Linked DNA regions of Homo sapiens: all the other regions are linked to region 2. A link is a loop called in an ENCODE intact Hi-C map of the cell type or tissue named here. Cell type or tissue: heart right ventricle. All regions are shown on one strand.

The links. A loop is a pair of places that touch in the nucleus more often than their neighbours do. Peaks named below come from ENCODE experiments on the same cell type or tissue, not always from the same donor. Only the 100,000 strongest peaks of a DNase experiment are listed, where the experiment ranks them.
Region 1: a loop joins it to region 2, with 3 times the contacts of the local background. A loop is called at or near these places in 22 of 110 quality-filtered maps.
Region 3: a loop joins it to region 2, with 2.7 times the contacts of the local background. A loop is called at or near these places in 3 of 110 quality-filtered maps.
Region 4: it touches region 2 in a loop (3-fold over the local background); 22 of 110 quality-filtered maps call a loop at or near these places.
Region 5: a loop joins it to region 2, with 2.0 times the contacts of the local background. A loop is called at or near these places in 28 of 110 quality-filtered maps.
Region 6: a loop joins it to region 2, with 2.9 times the contacts of the local background. A loop is called at or near these places in 67 of 110 quality-filtered maps.
Region 7: it touches region 2 in a loop (3-fold over the local background); 10 of 110 quality-filtered maps call a loop at or near these places.

The regions. Positions count from the first base shown.
Region 1 is chr5:177,454,360-177,458,359 of GRCh38, reverse strand. PRR7 (proline rich 7, synaptic) reads right to left here. Exons shown (of 4, transcript NM_030567.5): 3 at 2,866-3,531; 4 at 2,074-2,636. The coding sequence starts at 3,292. The coding sequence ends at 2,239. DBN1 (drebrin 1) reads left to right here. Exons shown (of 15, transcript NM_001363541.2): 13 at 1-302; 14 at 603-705; 15 at 857-1,750. The coding sequence ends at 927. Among named protein-coding and RNA genes, the nearest start is that of PRR7-AS1, 8.4 kb to the right of the region's middle. RefSeq lists enhancers at 493-1,193, 2,758-3,052, 3,300-4,000 and silencers at 1,746-1,945, 2,316-2,455, 2,546-3,095, 3,605-3,836, 3,286-3,895. In heart right ventricle, CTCF peaks have their summits at 592 (motif pointing left), 1,821 (motif pointing right), 2,868 (motif pointing left), 3,776 (motif pointing right) and 3 weaker places; DNase peaks (open chromatin) are centred at 579, 1,839, 2,839 and 3,769; H3K4me3 peaks cover 2,269 bases; H3K27ac peaks cover 3,384 bases.
Region 2 is chr5:177,111,697-177,115,696 of GRCh38, reverse strand. No RefSeq gene overlaps it. Among named protein-coding and RNA genes, the nearest start is that of NSD1, 20 kb to the left of the region's middle. In heart right ventricle, CTCF peaks have their summits at 1,639, 3,447 and 3,652 (motif pointing right); DNase peaks (open chromatin) are centred at 1,636 and 3,646; H3K4me3 peaks cover 1,195 bases; H3K27ac peaks cover 1,388 bases.
Region 3 is chr5:177,369,296-177,373,295 of GRCh38, reverse strand. It overlaps RGS14 (regulator of G protein signaling 14), which reads right to left. Exons shown (of 15, transcript NM_006480.5): 10 at 2,632-2,705; 11 at 2,265-2,391; 12 at 2,050-2,131; 13 at 1,900-1,946; 14 at 1,707-1,821; 15 at 700-1,423. The coding sequence ends at 1,221. Among named protein-coding and RNA genes, the nearest start is that of SLC34A1, 13 kb to the left of the region's middle. RefSeq lists enhancers at 3,495-3,564, 3,113-3,964. In heart right ventricle, CTCF peaks have their summits at 2,355 and 3,827; a DNase peak (open chromatin) is centred at 2,385; H3K4me3 peaks cover 1,027 bases.
Region 4 is chr5:177,255,598-177,259,597 of GRCh38, reverse strand. It overlaps NSD1 (nuclear receptor binding SET domain protein 1), which reads right to left. Exons shown (of 23, transcript NM_022455.5): 13 at 2,447-2,647. Among named protein-coding and RNA genes, the nearest start is that of RAB24, 46 kb to the left of the region's middle. In heart right ventricle, no CTCF peak of the experiment used is centred here; no DNase peak of the experiment used is centred here.
Region 5 is chr5:177,232,597-177,236,596 of GRCh38, reverse strand. It overlaps NSD1 (nuclear receptor binding SET domain protein 1), which reads right to left. Exons shown (of 23, transcript NM_022455.5): 6 at 652-776. Among named protein-coding and RNA genes, the nearest start is that of RAB24, 69 kb to the left of the region's middle. In heart right ventricle, no CTCF peak of the experiment used is centred here; no DNase peak of the experiment used is centred here.
Region 6 is chr5:177,298,007-177,302,006 of GRCh38, reverse strand. NSD1 (nuclear receptor binding SET domain protein 1) reads right to left here. Exons shown (of 23, transcript NM_022455.5): 23 at 1,794-4,000. It overlaps RAB24 (RAB24, member RAS oncogene family), which reads left to right. Exons shown (of 8, transcript NM_001031677.4): 7 at 20-82; 8 at 200-809. The coding sequence ends at 264. Among named protein-coding and RNA genes, the nearest start is that of RAB24, 3.7 kb to the left of the region's middle. RefSeq lists enhancers at 165-224, 1-597, 1,528-1,637 and a silencer at 1,427-1,620. In heart right ventricle, a CTCF peak has its summit at 1,537; a DNase peak (open chromatin) is centred at 1,567; H3K4me3 peaks cover 716 bases; H3K27ac peaks cover 3,406 bases.
Region 7 is chr5:177,388,806-177,392,805 of GRCh38, reverse strand. All of the region lies in intron 8 of SLC34A1 (solute carrier family 34 member 1), which reads right to left. Among named protein-coding and RNA genes, the nearest start is that of SLC34A1, 6.4 kb to the right of the region's middle. RefSeq lists enhancers at 1,817-1,896, 3,147-3,196, 3,337-3,386, 618-3,431, 2,472-3,671. In heart right ventricle, CTCF peaks have their summits at 1,922 and 2,134 (motif pointing left); a DNase peak (open chromatin) is centred at 2,125; H3K27me3 peaks cover 1,200 bases.

The DNA of each region.
Region 1 (4,000 bases), 340 kb before region 2:
AGCCCAGGGCCCCCACGCCACCCTCGGGTACTGAGGTCACCCTGGCAGAGGTGCCCCTGCTGGATGAGGTGGCTCCGGAGCCACTGCTGCCAGCAGGCGAAGGCTGTGCCACCCTTCTCAACTTTGATGAGCTGCCTGAGCCGCCAGCCACCTTCTGTGACCCAGAGGAAGTGGAAGGGGAGTCCCTGGCTGCCCCCCAGACCCCAACTCTGCCCTCAGCCCTTGAGGAGCTGGAGCAAGAGCAGGAGCCGGAGCCCCACCTGCTAACCAATGGCGAGACCACCCAGAAGGAGGGGACCCAGGTGCGGCAGGGACTGCCTGGTGGGAGGGATGGGAGGGAGTGGGGGCTGAGCAGGGTGCTGGCCCTGCATTCCTCATGCTTGCACCAGTACCCCCTTCTCTGTGACCCACATTATTTGAGGGGAAGTCCATCCCACCCTCCCTCCCTGGGCCGGCTCTGCTTTTGTTCCCAAGGCAGGCATCCTTGTTTCCCTGGCAACCACTGATGGAATCATTGGTTGCTGGGGAAACGGGCTCAGGCCTGATAGGTCAGCCCCAGTCCTGCTGGGTGGGGCCAAGTGACCTGATGCTTTCCCCTGCAGGCCAGTGAGGGGTACTTCAGTCAATCACAGGAGGAGGAGTTTGCCCAATCGGAAGAGCTCTGTGCCAAGGCTCCGCCTCCTGTGTTCTACAACAAGCCTCCAGGTAGTACTGGGCTGGATGATGGGGAGGAATTTGGGTGCGGGGGCTGGATTTGAGTGTGGGTAGCCACCCCACCACTACCCACCGCTCACAGAGGCTGGGGACACAAGCGGTCTGCTAGGTCCCTAACTCCTCTCCCTTTCTAACGCCACAGAGATCGACATCACATGCTGGGATGCAGACCCAGTTCCAGAAGAGGAGGAGGGCTTCGAGGGTGGTGATTAGCGGTGGCGCCAGCCCTAGGCTACCCTTGCCAAGGCCGCCCACCTGCATCAGCCTCTGGCCAGACGGCCCGCCGTGCCTGCATTCGCAGCAGCTCCGCCTGGCACCCACTCCGGATTCCGGCCCTGGCTGGGGACTTGGCCGCTTCCCTACCCACAGGGCCTGACTTTTACAGCTTTTCTCTTTTTTTAAAAAGTTGATAGGAGACTTGTACAGTTGACTGGCTTTCCTCTCGTTGGTAGTTGAGACGCTGTTGCAAATTCCACCCCTCCTTCCCTGGTCCAGATTGTAGCTCTTAGTCCTCCCTGCTCAGCTGGCCGGGTTGGAGGCCTCACCCTGCTTGGGGCCTGGCGTGGGGGGAGCTCTGGTGGGAAAATGTCCCCCACCTCTTTTCCTAGTTTTATGTTTCTTGGGAAAATATCACTTTGTATTCTCTGTCCAGGGCTTCAGATATTTTGCACGAATTTTAAAACATGGCAATAAATGGCTCGTGGGCTCTGGCTCCCTGGGACCCCCTCCCCGCCCTTCTTTTGACCCCTTCCTGTCTGGCCCAAAGGAAGTAGCAGGCCCAGCTGGGGCCCCTCGGCTACCCCCCGTCTCCTGCCGGGCAGGTCCCAGGTTGGAGGCCCTAGGCGCGGTTCAGGTCAGGGCTATGGATGGGGCCCAGGGGCTTTGGTGGCCCCTCCCCAACTCCTTCCTCTTTGCTTGGGTTCCTTTTTCACGTTTAGTAACTGTTTTTTTTTTTTTTTTTTTTTTTTTTTTGGAAAGCACAAACTTCTGTAACGGGTCGTGCTCATGTCTGTTAATAAAGAAATCCAGATCCCTTCGGGCTGCCGCCTGCCCTGACCCAGGTTCCCAACTCCTCCCACCTCCGAGGCCGCAGCACCTCCTTGCCACCAGGGGGCGTCCTCACCCTAATTCCAAGGCCCGCCAGGCGGGGGCGGGGTGGGGGGGCGGTGCTAGGGGCTAAGGCTCCCAGGGGAAGCCGCTTGGCACCTACAACCACCGGAGAAGGGTTGGTCTTAGACTTAGTGCTGTACCCTTAGGTTCTGTTGTGGCGGAAACGCACGTTGAGGGTCCTTCCCGCCAAGGCCCCGGCTTGTCTGGTCACACAGAACCCTGGGCGAAAGCAGCCGGTGCACCCTCCGCTTGTACCAAACCAGATCACACACCTTTATTATCCTCAAAATGTAACAAACGGGATAAGAAATCCCTCCCTCCCCCCGCCCCTCCCCGCAGTCCAGGGAAGCATTTAAAAAGCCCCGCAGTCAGGCCAGGAGTCCGCCGGTGGGGCCCGGGGCGCCGGGCGCCCCTCTATACGGCTGTAGTCCTCCCGAACAAGGGGATGGAGACCGGCAGACGCCAAGCTCCGTGCTCCAGGGGCTCGCGGCTGCTGAGCTCTGAGTCGGTCCAGCTGGGGAAGACCCGGCGGCCACGGTCGGCCTGCAGGCAGAGGGCTGGGCAGGGCGGCGCGGGCCGAGGGGCGCTGGGCAGGTGCAGCGCCGAGGTGTAGCCCCGGTCCAGGAAGAGCGGCTTGTAGCTGGGAGGCGGCTGCTCCTGCTTCTCCGCGCTGTCGCGGCGACTCAGGAAGGGCGTGACGATCTTGCGGTAGAGGCCGCGCGTGTCCGTGAGCACCTCGCTATAGGGCGGCGGCGGCTCTGCCATCAGCACCGCCTCTTCGTAACACGGTGGTTTGGACATGTCCGATTCCGCTGCGGAGTGGGAGGCGGTCGGAGGAGGTGAGGCCGCCGGTTCCCAGCCTCTCGCAGAGGCCCCGGCCAGGGGCCGCCCGCGCCCCAGCCCTAGCCCGAACCCGAGCCCGCCGCCGCCCGTGTTCTCCCGGAGGCTGCGGATGGAAGCCCTGAGGGTAAGCAGCGAGCCCTCCAACGCCCGCCCACTTCCGGCGGCCCGGATCGCCCCCTGGCGGAGGTCGGTACTCACCTTGGCGCGGGTAGCTCCAGGGCCGTGGCGGCACCGACAGGTGCGTAGGCGGCGGGTGCGGGAGCGCGTGGTGGTGCGGGTGTGGGTGCGCGTGCGCGTGCGGCTGCGCGGGCCCGTGGTGCAGCAGCGGGTGCACGTGCACGTGCGGATGCGAGTGCGCGTGAGCCGGCGCCTCCAGGCGGCTACGGTGTGGTGGTGGCTGCGGCGGCGCCAGGCCCGGGGGGCTCCCGGCCAGACTGCCCTCGAGTTCGAGGGGCTCCAGCTCTAGGGCGCGCAGGTTCTGCTCGCGCAGTCGCTCCTCCTGGCGCCGTTTGAGGCGGCGGCGCAGGAAGCTGCAGAAGCAGCAGAGCAGGACGATGAGACCCCAGATGAGCCAGAAGCCGGCGAAGCACGTGAGGAACGTGTAGGTGCCCTGGGACATCACCATGGCGGCGGCACGGGCGGCGGGTCCTCAGACGCTTCACTGGACACTGGGCTCCGCTGCGTGGCCCCGGGCCCGCGCCACACTCTCAGGTGCCGCCAGCGTCACTCGGGGACCCGCGGCCGGGGGCTGCCCGTGGCAGGTCTCAAGTCGTGCGCGCGCCGGCGGGGGACAGCAGCGGCGCCCGCTCCTTCCCATGGCGCCGGCGGGCGCGCGGGCGTGCCTCACCCGGGGCCGCGCGGGACCTGTAGGGCAGACACGGGGCGCAGTGAAGGCGCGCCGCGGCCCCCAACGACTTCCCGGCCCCCGCCCGCGCCCTGCGCAGTCCGGGGAAAGCCTCCTCCGTGGGAACCTCGCGCTCCCCGGGGGCCCGGTGACGTCACCGAGGAGGGTGACGTCACGCCTCGAGGTTTCCCCGGTAGGGTTTCCCCGATCTGAGCCCCGGCCGCCGCCGCGGAGCCCGGGCGCCGAGGGGAGCCGAGGCGGGCCAGCAGGGGGCGCGCGAAGGACGGACTCCAGCTCTGAGTCCGAACGAGAGATTCGCCATCCGCAGTCCCGGGGCCAAAGGGTTTCAGGAGCCTGTGCGCACCAGGTCCCTGAAGAGGCGTCTCGGCGCCGTTGCTGTGCGGCGGGGAAAGGGTGGTACATCTCCTAGAGCCCCACAGACAGCCACCCGACGCCCTGTACAGACGCCTGGCAGCCCCTGGCTGCCCA
Region 2 (4,000 bases):
GTGACCTGATCTCGGCTCACTGCAACCTCCACCTCCCGGGTTCAAGCAATTCTCCTGCCTCAGCGCCCCTAGTAGCTGGAATTACAGATGTGCGCCACCACACCCCACTAATTTTTGTATTTTTAGTAGAGATGGGGTTTCACCATGTTGGCCAGGCTGGTCTCGAACTCTTGACCTCAAGTGATCCGCCCGCTTTGGCCTCCCAAAGTGTTGGGGTTACAGGTATGAGCCACCACGTCCGGCCAACATTAGGTGTTTTTTGTTTTGTTTTGCTTTTTTAAGAAAGTCACTCCATCGCCCAGGCTGGAGTGCAGTGGCGCCATCTTGGCTCACTGCAACCTCCGCCTCCCAGGTTCAAGCGATTCTCCTGTCTCAGCCTCCCTAGTAGCTAGCTGGGATTACAGGTGTGTGCCACCATGCCTGGATAATCTTTTTGTATTTTTAGTAGAGATGGGGTTTCGCCATGTTTGCCAGTCTGGTCTCAAACTCCAGATTTCATGTGATCCGCCCGCCTCAGCCTCTCAAAGTGCTGGGATTGCAGGTGTGAGCCACCTCGCCCAGCACACAAGTTACCATTAATAAATATTTCTTTATTGCTGCATGCAAGAGCTTGTAGTGCTGTCTATTGTGACAAGCACACAGTGTGTACTTCATTACTCTGTACTGAATGCATGCAGAAAGGATGTCCGGCATAGTACACGGCACAGAGGAAGTCCTCCATCAAAGTTAGCTCTCTTCCTCTTTAGAAGCTAGGAGGGCCGGGGAATTCAGTCTTGGGAGCCTTGGCTGGGATGGGGGAGGGAAACTGTGGGAACACCGAGGCGTCGTCCCTCAGACAAGCTCTTCCCCAGCGATAGGAACTATCCCAGCGCCTCACCCACAGTGCAAAAGCTACATAAGTGACCTAAACTTCAGAAGTAGAAAGCAAAAGTGAAAGTCTTTGCCCTTGTCCACTCCCAGGGCAGACCTCTGATCTGTCAGCTCAGCAAAGGCAGCACTGCCCAGTGATGGGGGCGGGAGGCTGAACCAGGACTGATGGCCTAGGACAGGCAGCTGCTGCAGCTGTCCTGGGAGACGCACAGACCAGGGTTCAAAACTTGGTTGGAGGCCGCACGTGGTGGCTCACACCTGTAATCCCAGCACTTTGGGAGGCCGAGGCCAGCGGATCTTTTGAGGCCAGGAGTTCAAGACCAGCCTGGCCAAGATGGCAAAACCCCGTCTCTACTAAAAATACAAAAGTTAGCTGGGCATGGTGGTGCGTGCCTGTAATCTCAGCTACTACTCACTAAGCTGAGGCAGGAGAATTGCATGAACCCCAGAGGCAGAGGTTGCAGTGATCTGAGATTGCACCACTGTGCTCCAGCCTGGGTGACAGAGCAAGACTCTTATCTCACACACAAAAACAAAAACAAAATAACAAAACCTGGTTGGGTGATCTTCGGGGTATGAATTGACTTCTGTGAGTCATCATTTTCACCTATAGGCAGGGGATATGAATGGACTAAAGGAGACTCCTTAGATCTCTCCCTAAATCTCCCTCCATCTCTTAGAGGCATCTAGAAAACATTGGTGTTTGGCTTTTGCTTTGGCTGAAAGGGAGGGAGAAGCAGAGGGCTCATGGTGCACTGTCGCCACCGTGTGACTAGCTGGGGAATTGCATGGGGAAGGTTCTCAGGCCCAGGAAAACGTTATCTGGACTGTGGAGTTTGTTGTTGTTGTTTTTTGAGACAAGGTCTATCTCTGTTGCACAGGCTGGAGTGCAGTGGCGCGATCTCGGCTCCACTGCAACCTCCGCCTCCCGGGTTCAAGCGATTCTCGTGCCTCAGCCTCCCGAGTAGCTGGGACCACAGGCGCCTGGCTATGGAGTGCAATGAAGACTGAGATGGGCCCCTGCTGCCAGCATCCTCTTCCACTGCCTACAGTGCTGTCATCTCTGGGGGAGTGAGCAGCCTACCCCTGGGCTTAGGGTACTGGTGGTGCCTTCTCTGGCTCTAGAACTTTTGTTGACTTCTCAGTGTGGCATTCAAGGCTCCTCACAGCTGGCGCCCTGAACACCTGCTCTGTACTTGGAACTCAGAGTGACTTAGCCCAGACCTTCCCCAAGCCATTCTCCCTACTTTATCCTCCCTTCTTGGTCCTCCTGGAGCTCCTTTTGTTTTCTCCCTGACTGAAATGAAGCGCATTTCCCCGGTGAGCATGTTCAGTTCCCGAGATAGTATTCATGGAAAAAGCAACCATTGATGAGTGCCTGCTGTGTGCCCGGTGCTGTGCTGGAGCCTTGTGGGGATTCATTCTACCTACTCTTCACAAACCTCACTGGGCCAATTACTACGATTGTCCCCGTTTTGCAGAAGAGTACAATGAGGCAGGGAAAGGTAAAGCTGTCCACCCAAAGTCATGTAGTCACTGGATGTGACAGAGTCCTGCCTGTAACTGTTAGGCTGCCTAGTATGGTGGGGAGGGCAGACAGACCCAGGTTCAAATCCCCTCCCTACTGCTCTCAGCTTATTTCCCAGCTGTGAGGCTAAGCTTCCTCCTCTGTAGAATGGGAGGGCAGCTCCCACAGGCCATAGGGGCTGGCTCAGAGAGGCAGGCAGCATGTGGGTGCCTAACACGAGGGTATAAGAGGTATGCATGTGGGGTGGGGCTATCAGAGGAGGCAGCCAGGGCCGGTGTGGAGCACACCAGGGTACGCTAGAGTCCCCTCAGGGAGGTCAGGCAGAGGAATTAGGCTGGCACCTTGCAGGGCTGCCCCTGTCTAGCCCAGAAAGACTGGAGACAGGACTGGGAGCCCCAGCTCAGGACCCAGCCAGCAGGAAGTGGGGGGCTCAAGGATCCAAGCCCCCACCATCTCTCTCCTATGCAGCCCCCACCTGTTGCCCCCAAACCCACTTTTGCCTTGTCAGTGCCTTTTGCACTTGGCAACCTTACGTGGGCCCTTCCAAACACATATCTGACCATGTCTGCTGCTACTGAAAACCTTGACCTTCCACTGTTCACCAGGGACTCAACCCATCACCCAGGACCATGGTACCTGTTGCCACAGCCCTGCCAACCCCGTCACCCTCTCAGGCCTTTGGCCCTCTTCCAACCCCTTGAAGCATCTTGGGCCTTCGCGCATGCTGTTCCCATGGCTTGAGATGCTCATCCTCCCTGCTTAATGTGGAGGTGCTAGAAGCTCTCTTCCAGGGAGGTGGGGAATTGGAACCCCGAAAGAGGAGGAGGAGTTTGGAAAACCAGAAGCGGGGAGACTGTTCTAGGAAGAGAGGGCAGGTGCAAAGGTCCTGTGCACTGGGGAAGGCACTGAAACTAATGAGAACAAGATGCTGTGCCTGAGGCCAAGGCCAGATCATGAAGGTCTCCTATTAAGCGTATTATGGAGCTTGGACCAACGCCTGAGGATGGGGAAGGGTTTGAGCAGGGGCAATTATGGTTTTGTCCATCAGCGATTCCCTTGAGTAAGGTGGAGAGTGGCTTATCAGCATCGTTCTGAAAAACACAGTGCCTAGAGCCAGGGTCTAGGAATCACCCGATCACCACCAGCCAGGGTCCTTCAGGAATCACCCGATCACCACCAGCAGGGGAAGACTCGGGGTCCCCAGCTCAGGCTTGCACCATGCACCAGGCTGGAGTATGCACTTCCTGTGGCTGCCAGCAGGTGGCAACAACGCCCCACCATGTCCCCTCCAACTCTTCCTTCTACCTGGAGACCCCTCACAGGGCAGACAGACCAGAGAGAAAAAAAGAGATGGAGGAGGAAAGGAGAGGACGAGGCCAAGGGATGGACGTGGAAGGGGCTGGGAAGAGTTGGGGTGAAAGGCACAAGGATAGTGAAATTGGGATGCTGCTGGCTTCCTGTTGTTTGTTTCACGGTCAGGCACAGTGTGTTGGTCTGGCGACATTTTCATCATCATCTGCCCTGTCCACCCCCTTGTGGTCCCTCCTCAGGCCCCTGAAACACACTGATGCCACCTGTTCACTCAACTTTCTGTCCTTTCCC
Region 3 (4,000 bases), 260 kb before region 2:
CCTTTGGTGCCCTCAAAGGATTCTCCAGTTATGTGTGCAGAGACACTCAGTCCCCAGTAGAAGCAGAGAACAGGACCAGAATGATGTACTCAGATCCACAGAGACCACAGTACAACAGCAACATGATGGAGAGGCACAGCTCCCCACAGGGTTCTTCACCCCCACACCTCTCCCCGCCCTCTCTCTCACCTCCACACCATGACAGGTCTCACTCTGTCATCCAGGCTGGAGTGCGGTGGCACGATCTCGGCTCACTGCAACCTTCGCCTTCCGGGCTCAAGTGATCCTCTTCCACCTGTCTCCCAAGTAGCTGGGACCACAGGCATGCACCACCACACCCAGGTAATTTTTTGTATTTTTGGTAGAGACAGAGTTTTGACATGTTGCCCAGACTGGTCTCAAACTCCTGAGCTCAAGCGATCCACCCCCACCCCCCTTGGTCTCCCAAAGTGCTGGGATTACAGGTGTGAGCCACCTCACCCAGCTCCCATATTCTTAAAAAAAAAAATACTATAAGATATTCACACACCACCCCATATACTGTGCAGTCAGGAAGAGAGGTTCTGAAAACAGGAAGTCAGGAGGCACATCCTGAGGTCCCCAAGAGTTTCCTGGCACTGACCTTGGTGACAGAAGTAGTGTGTTTTGAGGGTGGGGGAAGCCACAGGACAGTCTGGCACACAAGGAAGACAACTCATGGCAGAATAATAATAATTATTATAATAACAGTATCATACATCAAGGACAAACCCAGCTGCCCCAAGCCTACTGCAAAATCTGTATGTACAGTATAGTCTATGTGGGTGGGGTACAGGGCTGCCTGCCTGCACCCTCAAGGCCTTACTCATACCAGCTTCCTGAGGAGGGGCCGGCCCCTCCTCTTGCCCCTGTTGAAGCTTGGCACAGGCTGGGGAGGCTGGCACTGCCAACGCCATCCCTCCATGTTGGGCAAGCCTGTTCCAAGGGGCTGGACTCACCTCCCCCATTGTGGCCTGGCTGCAAGGGATTGGGGGTGAGCTTGTTGAGGGACAAGGCGGTGGCAGCTGTGGGGTGTGTCTCATCTGAGTCCCCTTTCCACCCCTACCGGCTCTTCCTGCGGGCCTGCCCATGGCAGGAAGGGGCCAGGGACACTCATGGCACAGACAGGGCATGCAGAGCGGACCCATGGCATGCTCGGCCCGCCGGGTGCCATGCAGCTGTCCTGGACTGTTGGGTAGCTGTCAGAGGGCTGAGTCGGTGGTGGAGTTCAAGGATCCCCCGATGGGCTGGGCTGCTGATTTGGTCTGTGGTGGGGTCTCCTCGGAGCTGGGCCCTTGGGCGGGCAGCTGCAGAAATTCTGGAAGTACCAGGTCCTCTTTCCTCAGAAGGCCCCTCTGGTCGTGGGCCCCGCTGCTCTGCACCCGGTTCAGCAGCTCCACCAGGCCTGGAGGCAAGCCACAGCATGAGGGTCCCCCCAGCAGACCTGCCTATATGCCAGCCCACGATAGTCCCACTGCCTTACTGTGGCCACTGCCTCCCTGGCCCCAGCACCAATGGCCTGCGGCCCCCTGTTCCAGCCCCTTTGACCCCCCAACCCCCATCCTTCCTGTTCCACGCCCAGTGGCACCCAGCCCCCTGCCTTAGCTCAAGGCTCTCTGATGCCACCCTGAATGGTCCCCAACCCCACTGCCCTAGTCTTTCTGATCCCCAGCTCATCCACCATGTACCTTCGATGTCACAGGTCTGCCGCTTTCCAGTGGCACTACTGGGCACCTTCACCAGAGAACTGGGGGACGCTGGAGGGGGATGGGTGGCCTTATCCTGAGTTCTAGGTGGGCAGCCCTGCGAGAATTTGGGGTCAGAGCCAAAATCGGGAGGGGAGAAGCAGAGGGTGGAAGAGGCCACTCGCCTTTCGCTCACCTGGCTGCGGCAGGGAGATTTGTCACGGGCTTTGGAGATCTTCACACCTGCAGCAGAGAGGGCCACAGTTAGTGTTTGCCTCCCACCTGGACCCCCTTCCTCCTGGGCCACAGCTGTTCCAGATCAAGCCCCGAGGCCAGCGTCCCCTACCTGGAAGAGTGTCCAAAACCAGTCTCTGGGCCGCCACCGAGCTCACTAGCTTCCCCAGATCCAGAGGCTGTTTCTCGCCTGGCTGTGGGGAGAGGTCAGCAGCCCGCGGTACAGGCCTCCGCCCGGCCCCGGCCCCGGCCCCGGCCCCGGCCCCGGCCCCGGCCCCGGCCCCGGCCCGGCCCCGCCCCGCCCCGCCCCGCGGCCCGGAAGCTCACCCGGTGCAGCACCACCTCTAGCGGGCTCAAGCCGTGCTTCTCCAGAATGGGCTGCAGCGCCTCCTGCAGCCGCTTGGTGGGCTTGGCTGAGATTCGTACCACGCGCTCCAGCGCCGTCAGCTCCAGCCTGCGAGGAACCCTCGGGCAGCAGAGGGCCGGAGGGCCGGCCCCCCGCCAAACCCTTCCCAGGACAAACGCGAGGGGGTGGAGCTTGAACTGCAGAAGGTGGGACTGGCTTGTAGGGGGCGGGGTTTGTCCCAGGGGCGGGGCTAGCACGAGGGGCGGGGCCTGGGGAGCCAGGTAGCTAGAACAGGGCCTGAAGGGAGCGTCAGGACCTGGGACCCAGACTTGGGGGCAGGACACTCACTCGAAGGTGATCCTGTTTTCCAGCCGCACTTCCTGATCCGCCAGCACGGTGCAGTCCTGATCCAGGACCAGGGCCTTCTGTGGATGCCAGGCAGGGTCTAAGAGTCCCTCCCCCAACCCCCAGCCATCCCTGTGGGTCTGAGAACAACTTCACGCCCTCCCATGGCCACCACTGGGCTTCCTAGAGGAAGGGATGGAGGGTGGAAGAGCTGTAGGGGAGCAAATGGGTTAAGGTACCAAGCTGGAGTCCAAGCCCAGGAAAGCCAAGGCCAGGGAGAAAAGTGGCAAGAATGCTGGACATTCTTGGGAAAGGACAGAAATTACGAGAAACGTAGCTGCTGGCATGAAATGATAAGGGGCAGGCCTAGATCCGGGATCTCTGGCCTACTCTTTCTGTGCCAGGACAGGCTCTGCCTCCAGGACAGCTGTCTCGTGTCCCTCAGGTGTGTGAAATCCGACCAGACCAGCTGGAAGCATTTCCTCCCTCACCACCCACCTTTGACCAACCACCCTGGCCTGGTCCCATTTTTGACATTTGTCCACTTCTCTCCATTCCCCGCTACTAAGGACACTTCTTGTTTCCTCATTCAAAAAGGGCCCACCCTCAAAACTGCTGTGAAACCAGAGGATGTGAAGCATCTGGCACAATGCCTGGCACACAGTAGGTACATAAACAGTAACTCTCGTGATGACCACCTTCAGAGGCCCCACTGCCTGCTCCAGCCTGATGTGGGGGTTGGGGGCAGCATCTCCCAGGCAGTAGGCTTATGCTGTGCTGCAGGAGCAGGTGGAGTGTGGGTGAGGAAGTTATATTTAGCATGTATGAAAGCCCATCTGGGCTGCTGGCAGCCGCCCTAGCGGCCTGAGAAGAGTGGGCAAAATGCCTCCCACTACTGCCCTCGCACCCCTGCACTCCAGGCCCCTGAACATGCCCCGCAAGTACCCACCTGCAGGCCTTTGCCTAAGCTGTTCCCTCTGCCTGGAATATCCTCCCCCACAGCTCTGCCCATCCACATCTACTGCTGCTTCTTCCATGAAGCCTTCCGGACACCAGCCAGAAATGCCTACCCTCTCCCAAGAGACCTTCTCTGGAGTTTTCACTCTTCCTCCTCCCTGATCACTCCCTGCTTGGCTTACTTTCAGCCTGTGGGCCAGGAGGACAGCCCCAGATCTAGGTTCCTCTCCCCCACACACCTGGCAAGGCCTTAGGACTTGTCTACTAGGTAAATGAAATCCCGATGGCCCCCTGGAAGGTAGCATTCTTCCTTGAGATTCCCCTGACTGAATGGTTTCCTTTAAAGCCAGTTTTCCCCTAGGTCTTCTTTAAAGTTTAAGCTAGTTTGCACCTAAAGGAAAAAGTTCATTGGTTA
Region 4 (4,000 bases), 140 kb before region 2:
ACATCCCCTCAAATACTTCATCTATTATAAACCATCACGAAACCACCACCAAACCCTCTAATGCAATCTGTAATAACAATTAAAAACGAGAAGGTAGCCAACTGCAACTCTTTTCATTTTTCTTTGTATTAATAAAGACATGGGGTTTCCCTGTGTTGCCAAGGCTGGACGTGACCTCAAAGTCTGTGTGCTCAAACAGTCTTCCCACTTCCTGCTTTACCTTCCCAAGAAGCTGGAAATACAGGTGTACACCATCACACTCATCGAAACTGCAATTTTGATCCAACAAGTGAAATTACTTATGAGACCCATGAGGCCAGGAAATAATCCTAAAAAAGGTACTGACAGTCTGATTAAAACAAACATCAACACTGCTAAATTTTACCTCCTCAATCCTCTATGGAAAAAGTCAAGGTTCTTTTGGCACACATGAATTCACCAGCAGAGATACAGTATTGGGTTTTTCCAGGCGCGGTGGCTCAAGCCTGTAATCCCAGGACTTTGGGAGGCCAAGGCAGGCAGATCACCTGAGGTCAGGGGTTCCAGAACAGTCTGGCCAACATGGCGAAACCCCGTCTATACTAAAAATATAAAAAGTAGTCGGGAGTGGTGGCAAGCACCTGTAATCCAAGCTACTCCAGGGGCTGAGGCAAGAGAATCTCTTGAACCTGGGAGGTGGACATTGCAGTGAGTTGAGATCACACTGGGCAACAGAGCGAGACCTCCTGTTTTAAAACAAAACAAAACAAACAAAAAAACACATGCTGGGTGCAGTGGCTCATGCCTATAATCCCAGCACTTTGGGAGGCTGAGGCAGGCAGATCACCTGACGTCAGGAGTTCGAGACCAGCCTGACCGATATGATGAAACCCTGTCTCTACTAAAAATACAAAAATTAGCTGGGCATGGTGGCATGTGCCTGTAATCCCAGCTAGTCAGGAGGCTGAGACAGTAGAATCATTTGAACCCAGGTGGTGGAGGTTGCAGTGAGCCAAGATCGAGCCATTGCACTCCAGCCTGGGCAACAAAAGTGAAACTCCATCTCAAAAAAAAAAACAACAACAAACAACAACAACAACAAAAACAACTTGTTTTACCAAAGAGAACACATTTCAAAACTTAAGTTTACCTATATGCACAGACAGTTTTGGAAAACTCAGGTCTCAGCTTAACTATGAAGCAGAAGAAAATTTCTAGGACAAGAGTTTTCATTAAAAAAACAAACAAACAAAAAACAAATCAACACGAAACCCCCAATCCTGCCTTGGCATGCATTTCTGAATGATATCACACTGAAACCAGAGATATAAAAATGGCCGGCCGGGCGCAGTGGCTCACACCTGTAATCCCAGCACTTTGGGAGGCCGAGGCAGGCAGATCACCTGAGGTCGGGAGTTCAAGACCAGCCTGACCAACATGGAGAAACTCTGTCTCTACTAAAAATACAAAATTAGCGAGGCATGGTGGCTCATGCCTGTAATCCCAGCTACTCGGGAGGCTGAGACAGGAGAATCGCTTGAACCCGGGAGGCAGAGGTTGCGGTGAGCTGAGATTGCACCATTGCACTCTAGCCCAGGCAACAAAAGCGAAACTCCATCTCAAAAAAAAAAAAAAAAAAAAAAAAGGCCCAGGGGGGCCACGCGTGGTGGCTCACGCCTGTAATGCCAGCACTTTGGGAGGCTGAGGTGAGTGGCTCACGAGGTCAGGAGATCGAGGAGACTGGGTGACAGAGCAAGACTCCGTCTCAAAAAAAAATAAAATAAAATAAAATAAAATAAAAAAAAAGCCCAGGGGAAGACTACACTCTGGTTTTCTAATCAATAGGGGGAAGAGGACATGCAGCAGAACACTTTCTCAAACTACATCTCACATGAAATCCAAATATTTAATACCCTACCACACGACCACATTGTGTTCTATGGAGCCCTGGCATTGCCTGGCTGCTGAACTAGTTCGTTATGCCCCTCTTCTCTCCCAAATACAATGTTGGTAATCTCTCTGATAAAAGCTAGAGAGAGGCCATAAAGTGACATGGTGGATTGATTGCATTTGAAAATATCTGTTGCCGGCCGGGCGCAGCGGCTCACGCCTGTAATCCCAGCACTTTGGGAGGCCGAGGCAGGTGGATCACGAGGTCAGGAGATCGAGACCATCCTGGCTAACACGGTGAAACCCCGTCTCTACTAAAAATACAAAAAAATTAGCCAGGCATGGTGGCAGGCGCCTGTAGTCCCAGCTACTCAGGAGGCTGAAGCAGGAGAATGGCGTGAACCCAGGAGGCGGAGCTTGCAGTGGGCCAAGATCACGCCACTGCACTCCAGCCTCGGCAACACAGCGAGACTCTGTCTCCAAAAAAAAAAAAAAAAAAAGAAAGAAAAAAGAAAATATCTGTTGCCAATTAAACTGAGGTTTTACAATTAGACTGGTCCACATAAGAAATCCATACCTTTAGATGCAGAAACATTGGCTGGATTAGCAGCATGACAGGTTATACAGATGTGGAGGGAGCACCGGAAGCCCTTGTTCTGCATAACAGTGGGTGGGTACTTCTGGACACACTCTTCATGGTAAAACTTTCCACACAAGGGTAGAAGGCACCTTTTAACATCTTCCCCACTCTGCTTACATACAAAACAGGTATGGATTCCTGAGAAGCCAAAAGAAGATAAATTAGTAAGAATTCAAGAATCTACCAAATGCTAAACCATTAGGTGAAAAGTTCATAAGAAATTTTATAATGGACTGATCGGTTTGACATCGTCTGAACCCACTGTAACAATCTTAGTATTATTATAAATGAACAATCTGGTAATAGATACTCCCTGACGTGATACAACAGAAAGTACATATTGTCTACAGAAAATGCTTGCCGCTGGCACCCCCGCCAAAAAAAGAAAAAACTGAAATTAAACCTAATCAAGCCCCTGGACTAACTACAAGTTTACAGGAAATATGGATGACAGAGGAACAAGTTAAGGGGATACCTCCAGGAGGCAACCAACGAAATTTAAGTTGGGCTGGGAGAGGAGGCTCACGCCTACAATCCCAGCACTTCAGGAGGCTGAGGTGAGTGGCTGGCTTGAGTCCAGGAAGTCGAGGCCAGCCCAGGCAACGTGGCAAAACTCCATCTCTACTAAACATACAAAAATTAGCTGGGCGTGGTGATGCATGCCTGTGGTCCCAGCTACTCAAGAGGCTGAGGCAGGAGGATTGCTTGAGCCTGGAAGGTGGAGGTTTACTGAGCTGAGATCACACCAGTGCACTCCAGCCTGGGTGATAAGAGTGAGACCCTGCCTCAAAAAAAAAAAAAAAAAAAAAAAAAGTGTGGGGGCAGTATTGTTAAAGATAAGTAGAAACTTAAGAGATGTATAAAAAAGTTTACACTACAGGAAATCACCCGACATACAATGCTGGTAATCTCCCTAACAAAACCTACAGAGACGTTTTTGGCCTCTCTCTGGATCTAGATCTTGATTCAAAACATAATAAAAAGACATCCCTGAGACAAATGAGAAAATTTGAAAATGAACTGGCTGGTAGATGACACAAAGAAGTTATTACATATTCTCGCTATACATTAGATGTTGTGTTAGAAACCTTTTGAAATATAGGGAGAAAATGAGAGAGAAGTTGATAACTACTGAAATTAACTGAATACATGGAGATTCTTTACATTGTTCTACCCTGGTGTATGTCTTAAGATTTTTGTAATAAAAAGTCAAAAACCACCCAGAAGCAATGTACTCAGCACTTGGGAGGCTAAGGCAATTGGATCACTGGAGGCCAGGAATTTAAGCCTAGCCTGGGGAACATAGTGAGACACCGTCTCTACTAGAAATACAAAACAATTAGCTGGGTGTGGTGGCAGGCGCCTATAATCCCAACTAATACAGAGGCTGAGGCACGAGAATCTCTTGAACCTGGGAGGTGGAGGTTGCAGTGAGCTGAGATCACACCACCGAACTCCAGCCTGGGCCACAGAAGGAGACTGTCTCAGAAA
Region 5 (4,000 bases), 120 kb before region 2:
AGACATGATCATGATCATGAAAAAAGGGATTGTTCTGAATTCAAAGTGATTTGAGAACCATAACAACCAGTTACAATGAGCAGTCCTAGATTGAGTCCTGGTATGAATAATCCAAAGGTAAAGGTTAGGGGATAATTGATGAAATTTGAAAGACAGTTGATGTCAGATAAACAGATCTTATATAAGATGTAAATATGTTAAATTGATTATAAAGGAAAATGTTCCATTTTTTAACTACATATTAAACTATGTAGGGGTAGAATGTCAAGATGTCTCTATTTCATTTTAAAAAACTGAGTTGAAAAATAAGACAAATAAGATATATTTACTTTTGAAATTAGGGTCAGACTATATATATTTCACTTTATAGCCTATATTTTTACTTAAGATTAAATCATAACAATATTCCTAAGTCATTACTCTTTGAAGGCAAAGAGGGAAAAATATATACATAAATAAATACAATATGTAGATTCATTTATATATTTCCTGAATAACCACTAAATCCTAAGTACTGTGCTAGAAGCTGAGAATAAAAAACAAGATCTCAGTTAAGGAAATTATTGTTTCATGAAGATAAAGTATGACATTGAAGATAAAATTGCAGTTTCCTAAGGACCAGTGAAAGTTTGCTGAAATTTTGCAACATACCTTGTGCACCTGCTCCTGTACCTTCTTTTGTTTTTTCTTAGGAGCAAATATCTGATCATATTCTTCTGTATATTCCAAAAGCCACTTGCTTGGCTTCCTAAGGCGTTTCTTCTCTGACCGCACAGCTAAAAGATGATAAACAAATTCAACATTAATCAAAAAGCTTCAGGAAAACCCACTGTTTTTATGAGACCATCTGATACTCCCAAAAGTAACCAGATGGGAAACCACATAGTAAAATAGACTATGGCTTAAGATGCAAGAGGCACAAAATGGCTTATGTTTTCTCATATGCAAAAGGAGCTGGGGGGAGACAAAAGGACTTGTGTTACCTTATATACACAAATAATAGAATATATGTGGCCCATCCAAAATTAAGGAAAAGGTTAAATTTAAAGCCAGGTCTTATAGTCACTGACACCTGTACATATAAAGCTAATATATACCTAACAAAAATGTAGCATCTAGATCAGGTAAATAGGTAAAATACATCTTGAGTTACAGGCTAAGTATGCCTTATCTGAAACGCTTGGGATCAGAAGTGATTTAGAATTTTTCATATTTTGTAATATTTGCATATATATATAATAAGTTATCTTGGGGATGGGACCCAAATTGAAATACCAAACTCATTTATGTATTACACACATCTTCTATACACATAGCCTGAAGGTAATTTTACAAAATATTTATTTTCTACATTATACAAAGTTTGTGTACAGTGAACCATAAGAAAGCAAAAGTGTCATTATCTCAGCCACCATGTGGAATATCTGTGGTTGTTTGGCATTACCATCATTCCTGTCTCTGAATTTATGTGCTACTGACAGGCAAACATTTTCTTATACTTATTCACACATAAGTACTTAACAGTAAAAATATGACATACCATTAATACAGTGAAAAAGTAATGTGTGTTCAGGGTAGCTAAGCAGCACAGTAGTATCACGAGAATACATGTATCAGCTGATAAAAAAACAGTAATAACAATGTCGGGCTTTGTGTCTCCATCTATGATGCTGTGTTTTGATTAAAAGGTTACTGTATACTGTTTTATTTTATAAGGTAAGAAGAAACATCATCAGAAGCAATTAGGAACCAGGAAGTCCTCTAGGAATGAAGAGGCATTCTGTGGGATAGCTTTTTAAAATGTTTCCTCTAAAGTCATCTGTCTCATTAACAACGAGTATTGTCTAGAAGGATCTCATTTTATTCATTTCTTTATTTTTTGAGACGGGGGCTCACTCTGTCACCCAGGCTGGCGTGCAGCAGCATGATCTCAGCTCACTGCAACCTTCACCTTCCAGGATCAAGCGATTCTACTGCCTCAGCCTCCTGAGTAGCTGGGATTACAGGCGCCTGCCACCACACCCAGCTAATTTTGTATTTTTAGTACAGACAGCATTTCACCGGGTTGGCCAGGCTGTTCTCGAACTCCTGACCTCAAGTGATCTGCCCGCCTTGGCCTCCCAAAGTGCTGGGATTACAGGCTCTCGAGACACTGCGCCCAGCCCAAGGCTCTCATTTTATAAACTGACATGATTTCTTTTTCTGTTATGAATGAACACTGCTCTGGTCCTTCAATAAGCCCATCACATACATTAACCATGTCATCTATAGGTACTTTTTCTGCAGTGTTAATGTCATCTTCATTATCACAATCACTCTGATTCAGATCGATGTCAGCTCTATCACCATGTTGAACAAAGAAACGGGAGCCTCTTTGTCGATATTAAAAGCTTTCTTGTTATCCACTTCTTCCAGCTTACTGACAAATGGAAGGTATACTTTTTGCATATGTAAGGATGTTACACATTTTTCTCACTTTACTGAAGAAGCCATCAAAATCACCACCTTGTTCATTATCATCAGTGAACACAGCTGAAGGTCACAAGTGGTGCCAGGCATGCACAGCTGTACCTTTAGTCACTGTGTTCCAGACACTGACAACAGCATATATGGCATCCTTCACTCCTTTTGAAACCCTTTCACACCCATACATCTATTCACAGCTGCCAGCATATTCAAGAAAGCATTTTTATATTTACTCTTCATCAATCTAGGGATTCCCTGGTCATATGGCAGTGAAGTCACACTTCAGGGAAAGCACATGGCATAAACATTATTTTTGATAAAATTGCAGCTGCAGGATGAGCCGAAGAGTTTTCAAGGAGGAACAGTCATCATCCTGTCCAGCTTCCCTGAAATAAGCACCAACTACTGCTATAAAATGTTTGTGAAACCAATCAGAAAAGATGTCCCTAGATATCCATGCCTTTCTGTTAGCATAATAACGAACTGGTAAGAAATTCATGCCTTTGGGGCAGGTGCGGTGGCTCAGGAGTTCGAGACCAGCCTGGCCAATATGGTGAAAGCCTGTCTCTACTTAAAAAAAAAAAAAAAAAAAATACTAGCCAGGCATGGTGGCTCATGTCTATAATGCGAGCTACACCAGATGCCGAAGCATGAGAATCACTTAAACCCAGGAGGCAGAGGTTGCAGTGAGCCAAGATCTAGCCACTGCACTCCAGGCTGGGTGACAGAGCCAAACTTTAAAAAAAAAAATTTATGCCTTGGGGCTGGGTGCAGCAGCTCACGCCTGTAATCCTAGCACTTAGGGAAGCCAATGCAGGAAGATCACTTGAGCCCAGGAATTCAATACCAGCCCAGTTAACATAGTGAGACCCCATCTCTACTAAAAATAAAAATAAAAAAAAATAGCCAAGCATAGTAGCACACAGCTGTAGTCCCAGCTACCAGGGAAGAATGCTTGAGTCTGGAAGATCAAGGCTACTGTGAGCCATAATTGTGCCACTGCACTCAAGCCTGGACAACAGGGCGAGACTATCTCCAAAAAAAGAAAAGAAAAGAAATTCATGCCTTGAAATCACTAACAGTGAGAACACAAGCTTTTGCCTATCATAGCAAGTTTACACTTACACATGCCTGCTTAATTAGCACATCCCAGCACAGTTACTCTGTCCTAGTCATCCTGAATTCCTGTAGGGCCTGTCTCATCATACATGGTGGTCAGTCTAATACCATACTCTTCTGAAAGATGTTTCACACTTACACCACTGTCTAGTTTCTCCAAGAGCCTGACTTACTTTCTGCACTATACCTAAATTCTTCCTCCTTTCTTATTACTCTAATCTATGGGGATATCTTCAGGCTTTCTGAGAAGTTCAACAAAATCTTTATACCACAAAGCAGGAAAAAATTCTTTTTAATTTAAAAACACAATGAATAATGCAAGGAGGCTTTTGCCCCATGTGGGTTATTTTGGAAAACTTTCTGTTGGTGCATCCAGCCTGCACGTGTGCCATTTTATCACCTTTTATGGGTATAA
Region 6 (4,000 bases), 190 kb before region 2:
TCATCATTTTTCCTGCCAGACGAGCTCTTCCAGAAAGTGGCAGAGGATTACGTCAGTGTGGCTGCCTTCCAGGTGATGACAGGTGTGTGCTTCCCCAGCCTTTATGGAGACTTACTCTAGGCCCACAGCATCTAGCCCCTTTCCTGAGTTACCTGATCCCAACAGAATGGTGCTGAGCTGCCACCTCTCTTTTTGACAGAGGACAAGGGCGTGGATCTGGGCCAGAAGCCAAACCCCTACTTCTACAGCTGTTGTCATCACTGAGTCAGCACTCACCTGGCCTGGGGGAATTAAAGGAATTCCCCGTAAGGGCTGGACCCAGCTCCTTTCTGGGCTTGGGTAGTCAAATGTCTGAGCTACCCCAGGTCCTCATGTCAGCAGAGTGGCGCCTGCCTGTGCTGGCCCATGGAACGGAGACAGCATTGGGCTGACTGTGGGCATGAGGAGGGATAAGGCTGATTTGGACCCCAGGCTTCTGCCCTGGACAGCACTTGTGTCTGCAGATTATTTAAGTGGCTTTTGATCTGTAAATAAAATCAGTGCACTGTGCATCACACCCAGCCCCTTTCCCTGCTGTGTGGATTAGGTGTCAAGACACCTAGTTCTTCCTGGGGCCACCCGGCTGGCCTCACTGCTTATATTAAGGCTCCTCCCAACTCTCATTTTCCTTTGGAAAACAAGACTTTTTTCCCCATGGTTACCGCTGAGATACTGGGGCTGTAGTAGTATAAAAGCTCACAGTTCCTTCTGAGTGCTGAAAAGAGTGCATGAGTTGCTTCGAAATAAAAGGGTCAAGCATTCCTACCTGAGACAGGTTGGTCTGACTAGCTCTACTGCATCTGTCATGTTTGGGCCCCTATGTCAGACCTGTGACTCAGGTCCTGAGCTTCCCAGTGACATCCTACAATGTGGTTTAATGGTAGGAAAGTCCTAAGTTCTGTAAGCCAGAAAGGTCTAATGGATCCAGATTTGGTTCCAATTCAGCTGCTAATTTAGAAAAGGGACTTAAATCCTCATCTTGAGTTTCTCATCTGTAAAATAAGGTGACTACTATGCAGCCCAAGGATTGTGAAGAAAGTGAAGAGTAACTCTAGTACTAAATGTTTTTCCCAATCTTCCCAAGCACTTTTTGCTGAAAGGGCAGGAAGTTCAGGACTAGGTCACAAAGGGAAGCAAACTCCCAAGTTTTCCCCAAAGAAGATCCAGATATTTCTGAGGAATCAGGTGTTAACTGTAAACAGGGCTGACACTTGCTGCTCAACCAGAAGGAAATTTATTGCAGCCCTTTCTGGTATGGAGGGTGTGGCCCCAGGCCAGGGGCTTTCCCTTAGTTTTATCCTTTGCCTCTGCTTTCCTGCCTTTATTTAGGCCTGGGCTGAGTCCTCTGCAGTGGCCAACACCTGCCTTGGAAAAATGTACAACTTAGCCAACATGGTCAGACTCACACTCAGAGAGTGCTTTGGTTCCACTTCCTTTTTAAAAACCAATTCCTCAAACTGCCCTTCCTTCATGAGTGATGGGGGCTTCCTGTGGAGGGAGACTGAAACTGAAACCAGCCACTCCCAACAGAGGGAGAAAGAGGCTTGGGCAGCCCTGTGGCTGCTGAGAGGAAACACACTATTCCCATGACGTGCTTGGAGGAAGGGCTTAGCTTCACAGTATCCCTGCGCCCCCCGCCCCCCACCTCGTACTATCTCTGGGGCTGGCTTCTGCTCTCACCCCAAACAATCCTCCCTCCTGTTAGACTACAACTCCCCACAGCCAATAAAACAAAACACAGGGCAAGGGCCATATATGAGTAAAGTTAAACTTTACTTTACAGTAAATTTTTTTTCTATATACAAAGAATTACAGTACATGTTTATGGGGACTCCTAACACAGGGCTCCCCTCTTTTTCACTAGGAGTTTCACTTACAGCTGACAATCTATGGGGGCGGGGGGGGGGGGGCGCGGCAAAAAAGCAATGATGGACCTTGGCTGATCCCCCCGACCCCTTTCTTAACAATATAGGTAGATGTCTATCGTCAGCTTGCCTCTTTGCCAAGACCTAGGAGGCGGCTCTGCCATGAGCTGCTGTGTGCTGCCCTCCCCACCTTCAGCACACTCATCTACACACACACAGGTAGCACCCACCTCGATGAGACCGCCTTGCTCTGGCCTGCCCCAACCCTGGAAGTTGAAAACATAGAACCATTTATTTCTGCTTCTACTCTCTGTGCCCATGTCTTGTCCACGAAACTTTGCTGAACTTCCAGGACCTTACACCTGAAGCCCCACAATAACCTGATGTTTTGAAAGCCATGGGAAAGCAGCTCTAGAGAAGGAACCACATAAGCAGAAACAGCGCATGTTAAACTCGAAACACTTCTTCCGAGGTTGTGGATTTCTAGTTTAATTCTTTCCACTTCCTTAGAAAATACTACCCTTAATCTTCATAAGCAGTAGAGGGGCTTCCATGAGTGGAAGAGGTAGAGAGGGGCAGAAGGGAGCTGAGGAAGACCCAACAACCAGAGCTCTCTAACAACCTGCTCCAGGCAGCGTGGACGGAGGCTATGGACAAGGTGGCCCCAGCCCTGAGAAACTCAATGGCCACCTTCACCTGGATATAGGATCTCTTCCACCTCTGGATTGCACTGGGCCACTCCAGGGTTGGGTGCAGGCTTCACTGAGGATCTTCCTTCTCCCCACTTTTAACAAAGCCTCAAACTTTTCTACATAAAATCTCCTCCCAAACAGGAACCCGGGTTTCTTGAGCTGCCAGTCCCTCAACCCTTGGCAGTGCTTATTTATACCGTGAAATTAGCACCATCATTACATTTTATTGTGTGTGTGTACAAAACAATGATCTATTCTTATTTCAATTTACACTATAGCAGCCTCTGGCCCTGTTGCACTGGCCCTAGGAAGCTCAGCTGAGAACTAACTGGCCATAGCCAATGACAGGCTCCCACAGCAACTACCAAGCAGTGACTTGGAATGTCTACACATGGAACTGCTCAAATGAAACTCAGCAAGAAAGGGGCTGGAGGCAGCTCCTTCTCTGCCATGATCTGAGAGAGGTTAGGACACTGGGCTCCTCTAACCTGGCTGATAAACCCCAAGAGGATGACAGTATCATTTAAAAAACCTTAGTAAAATCCACCTTATAGGGACTAAGGGTAAAACCTATCCAAGTTTCATGCTGTCCTCATTACTCCCTATGGGGGAATCTGTCAGGACTAAACTTTCTGCCATTCTGTTCTCATGAGGCAACATTAGAATTACAACCTGGGAGTCCGGCTCCAGTGAGCAGACAGTGCCGAGCCTGGGAAGGGATCAACAGGGTGTTTCATGCCCTGACCATAGTGTGGGGTGAAGGATGTAAAGAATAAAATAACTATTTTCATCAATGCTAAAGATTTGGTTCAGAAGAGGGTCAACACAGTGATTTAAGTCATCTCAAACTCAGTAACAGGGTAAAGCAGACATTTAAAAATGAGGATGTTTCTGTATCAATGACAGCTATTTTGCTATTAGACTGGGTTGGCTCCAGCAAGATAAGCAAATGAGGCTTTGAATGTAAATTTCAACATTTTTCATAATCTTTTTCTGACTTAGCAGGGCTAGATGTATTGGCTTTCTAGCTACCCATGGAGAATTTCAACTTTTGCCTTGTCCCTGGAAAAGGCCTCCTGGGGAGCTGGCTCCAAGGCAAACACTCTTGAGATCTCAATTTCCAAGCACATACCCAAATACCACCCTGCGTTAAGGACCAGAAGTTTTCTAAGATGAAAGATTTCCTTTTCACTCCAATTCACATCCCTTTGGAAAAGGGGTCTTATTACAAACTTCAGGGGACGTCCCACAGGGCTGGCAAGGCCACTCCCTCCCCACCTTCCTCCAAGAGTCACATTTCCCAACAGTTGTTGTGACTCTGCTTCTAATTGGATAGTGACTGCTTTCATGATTTTAACCATCTAGTATCACATGCTGCTACTGGTGGGCCCAATAGCTCAAATT
Region 7 (4,000 bases), 280 kb before region 2:
TTGTCTCCACAAAGAAAATTAGGGCATGGTGGTGTACACCTGTAGTCCTAGCTACTCAGGAGGTTGGAGCAGGAGGATCTCTTGAGCCCAGGTGGTCGAGGCTGGAGTGAGCTATGATCATGCCCCTGCACTCCAGCTTGAGTGACAGAGCAAGACCTTATCTCAAAAAATGAAAAACTCCCGAAAGCAACAAACTCCCAATCTGTAAATATTGGCGACCACTTTGAGTTATCTTTTACAATTCAATGAAGGTCAGCAGAAGCAGGCCAGTCTGGCCTGTGGACAACTCATTTGTAGCCTTGTTGGGTTAAGAAGTTATTTATTTATTTATTTATTTATTTTGAGACAGAGTTTTTGTTCTGTTGCCCAGTCTGGAGTCCAGTGGCACAATCTCGGCTCACTGCAACCTCCGCCTCCTGGGTTCAAGCGATTCTCCCGCTTCCACCTCCCGAGTAGCTAGGGTTACAGGCCCCTGCCACCACGCCCAGCTAATTTTTTGTATTTTTAGTAGAGATGGGGTTTCGCCATGTTGGCCAGGCTGATCTCGAACTCCTGACCTCAGGTGATTCACCCACCTCGGCCTCCCAAGGTGCTGGGATTACAGGTGTGAGCCACCATGCTGGCCAAGGTAAGAACTTTTATGGCGTCTGGTGTAACATCCGGGTTTATTTTAGCGGGATGTGCTCCCTTGAATGGGGCAATGTGCTCTTCTGTGCTCCCAGTTCGCCACATCAGGGCCTTGGGGACCCATCAAGACTGGGCCTGAATGGCAGGCCAAGAAGCCTGGAAAAAATAGGCTGCGATGGGCTAGATGAGAAAACCAGGCTGGGAAAGCAACGGTAACTGCTGCGAGGGTAAGGGAGAGAGAGAGCCAGGTGTTTGCTGTTAGGCAGATCTGAGTTCAAATCCTGCTTCTTATACCAACCACCCTGGGTAAGCCATGCCACCTCTCAGAGCCTGTTTTCTCTAACGCAGGATAATAGAGGAGCTGCTGTAAAGGTTACAGGGGGAATGTGTTTAAAGCGCTCATCACAGGGCTTGGCTCATCATGAGCCTTCGGTAAACTGTCTTCTGATATGGAGTGACCCTCTCCCTCGCTGGGCCCGTTCAGGATCACATGGTTGGGAGGCTGTGTGTGTGACTGACTTCCTAGGTCAGGACCAGTGGCCCCTGCAGATGAACCTGAGAACCCTAGCCCTGTTGGGGAGGAGCCTGCTGGACCTTCCTGGGAGTACCCAGCCTGGATGCTGAGGTAGCAGACAACCCCTTGAATGAGTAGGTGCCTGGTCAACGTGTGCCCCACTGACCTAACCTGGGCTGGGCCCAGTGGTCTCTGTGGGGAGGACTGTGGGACCCTGCGAAGGCTGGAGGAGAATGGGGAACTTTACTGGGGTCCCAACTTAGGGCTGGCAGAGGCAGCAGCAGGGCCAAGCCCTCTGGGTTTTTAGAACCTTGACCTTCTTGCCTGGGACTGTGTGGCCCTGGCTGGGAGCCCAGAGACCCTAAAGTACAAGAGAGGAAGGTAAAGCTGGCAGGAGGGACAAAGCCAGGCAGAGAGTGAACTGCCGGGAGGGAGCAGGCCCTGGGGCTTCCCTGTGGGGCAGAGGGAGAAGATGGAAACTCCAGCTTAGATAAAAGAGCTGGGAGGCCCAGGATCTGGGGGCATCTTCCCAAGATGTGCCCATCCCTGCCTGGGCCTGGGGTGGGGTAGGAGAGGCTGGAGGGGCCTGAAGCGGGTGGTGGGCTCTGTGGGAAGAACAGAATGGGCCTGTGGACAGCCCTGGGCCCATACCCCAGCTGAGCCGTTCCCAGCTGTGTGTCACCAGAGCAAACACTTAGCCTCTCTGGGCCTCAGTTTCCTCCTCTGCAGCATGAAGTCCATAATGCTACCCACCTTTTCCCAGGGGCTAGTTGGAAGCATTTTGGAAGAGGGAGTTGGGATTTAAGTGCCTATAGGGACACCCTAAATTAAAGAGGCCCCTTCTGGGGACTGAAGGAGGTGATTAAGCTCACAGGAGACTGTCAGGATGTGGGCCAGCGCAGCAGTTTCCCCCTCAGAGGAAGGGGAGCTCTAGGGCCTTTGTTCTTCTGGAAGCCGAGGGAGAGCACTGTGCCAGCAGCACCACCTGGTGGCGAAAAGGAGAACTTCTCCTTAGAGCAACACCCGCTATCTCTGGAGTCGTCTCCACGTGGCTATGGTCACCTGGTGGCCTTCAGGCCTGATGGGCAGCATGGGAAGCAGACATACATAGTAGAATGTCAGACCGGTGAGTGAGAGAGGCAACGAGATAGTCAGGATTCTACCAGGATTTGTATCCTACCTCAATTACATGGACTTGGGCAAGCCACTGCACTTCTCTGGGGCTCAGTGCTCCTCGTCTGTAAAATGGGGACGTGATAATCCCTGCCTCCCAGGTTGCAAGTCCTCAAAAGATGCTTGTTTAATCCAGGCAGGTATAGTTGACAGTCCACAGTGTGGCCACATAAGAAGGTGATTCCCAGGACGGTGTCAGGGTCCCGGGAGACTCAAGTGTCTGATCACTCAACTGCCGCTGCTGCTGCTTTCCCCATCTGGTAGGCCTTGGACTTGCCTCCTCTCCCTGGTGCATAGCTTCCCTGGAGACTGTTTCGGGCTGGTTCAGGTCCAGCATGGTGAAAGTTGGCGTCAATGGGAACAGGTTGGAAGGGAGCACGGGGAGACTCTGTGGCCCGTCTTTGGGCAGGAAGAGCCAGGACGCACTTCACACTTTGCAAGACCAAGCACATCCACTGCTGTGTGAGTCACACTCCTTCGGGGCGCTGTCCCAGAAAGGGGATGAAAGTGAGAGCTTGGGTCCCACCCACCAGCTACTCTCCAAGCCGAGGAAATGAGACCCTGCCCTGCAGAAAGCGTTTAAGGAAAGCATTTCCTGGTAGAGTGAGGAAGAGAAACCAGCTGGACAAGTGTCAGCTGCAGCCGTAGAGAAAGGCCCAAGGGCGGCCTCCCCAGAGTGAACCTGGGTGAGGATGACTTCAAGTGAGGACGTGGAGGCTGCTGGTTGAGATCTGCCGGAAGCTGCAGTAGGTGGCCGGCAGGGAGCTCAGGGGCAGTGAGGAACAGAGCTGTCTTCCATGGCTTGCTTTTTGCGAAGATCAAAGTGTGTGATTTCTCTCCCTTCCAGATTTTGCTATGAAGTAGAGAGGCTTGTGGTGAGTCAGAGAGCACTAAGAGTGCTCAGAGAGCTCGTGAGAAAGTGGTTGATGTATTAAAGAGGTCATGAAGTCAGCGTAAAAGCTGCCCGCAGGGGTTTTTTTTTATGTAAGGCTGCTTTGAACACTCAGAGGCTGAGCTGGAGCAACTTCAGATGCAAAGGAGCATCGCAGGGCGAGTCAGATGAGTGTTTTCTGTTCGCACCAGGGTAAAGGTCCAGTCACAAGAAGCAGCAAGGGGAAGGGGAAGGGGAAGGGGAAGGGGAAGGGCTTGTGCTGTGCTGTGCTGTGCTGTGGCTTGGATTTCCTCGTATCTCATTGTAAATGGAGTTATGTCTCACATGCAAGCATCAGGGAGAAGCAAATATGGTGCATTGTGGTTTGGATGAAGCATTTGCCTTTTCACAGCTGAGTAAGGAAGTGTGCTAATTGCCTGCTTCCTCATCAGCCTGGCATAATGGGTGGTCCATGAGCATCCACTTGATTCAAACAGATCTTCCCAGTATTAGAAGCAGCAGAAACAGTGCAGAAGGACAAGGGACTCCCGCCTGTGGCAGTCTCCAGGAGAAGGAACCCCCGATGCCAGCACAAGCGGCTGTTAACATCTCCAAGGAGTTCTCCACGCAGCTCACCTTCCTGTTACTTTCCTTGGTATCCTTATAGCACTCTGCCTCTTCCCCACGTTACCTGGGTCCCAAAACATGGCCCAGCTGAGTCACTAACCCCTCTAGGGTGCTCAGGCCCTGACATGGTAGGATAAGCTCTGGCACGTTTCTTAGCCTCTCTGAACCTGTGTCTCTACCTGTGAAAC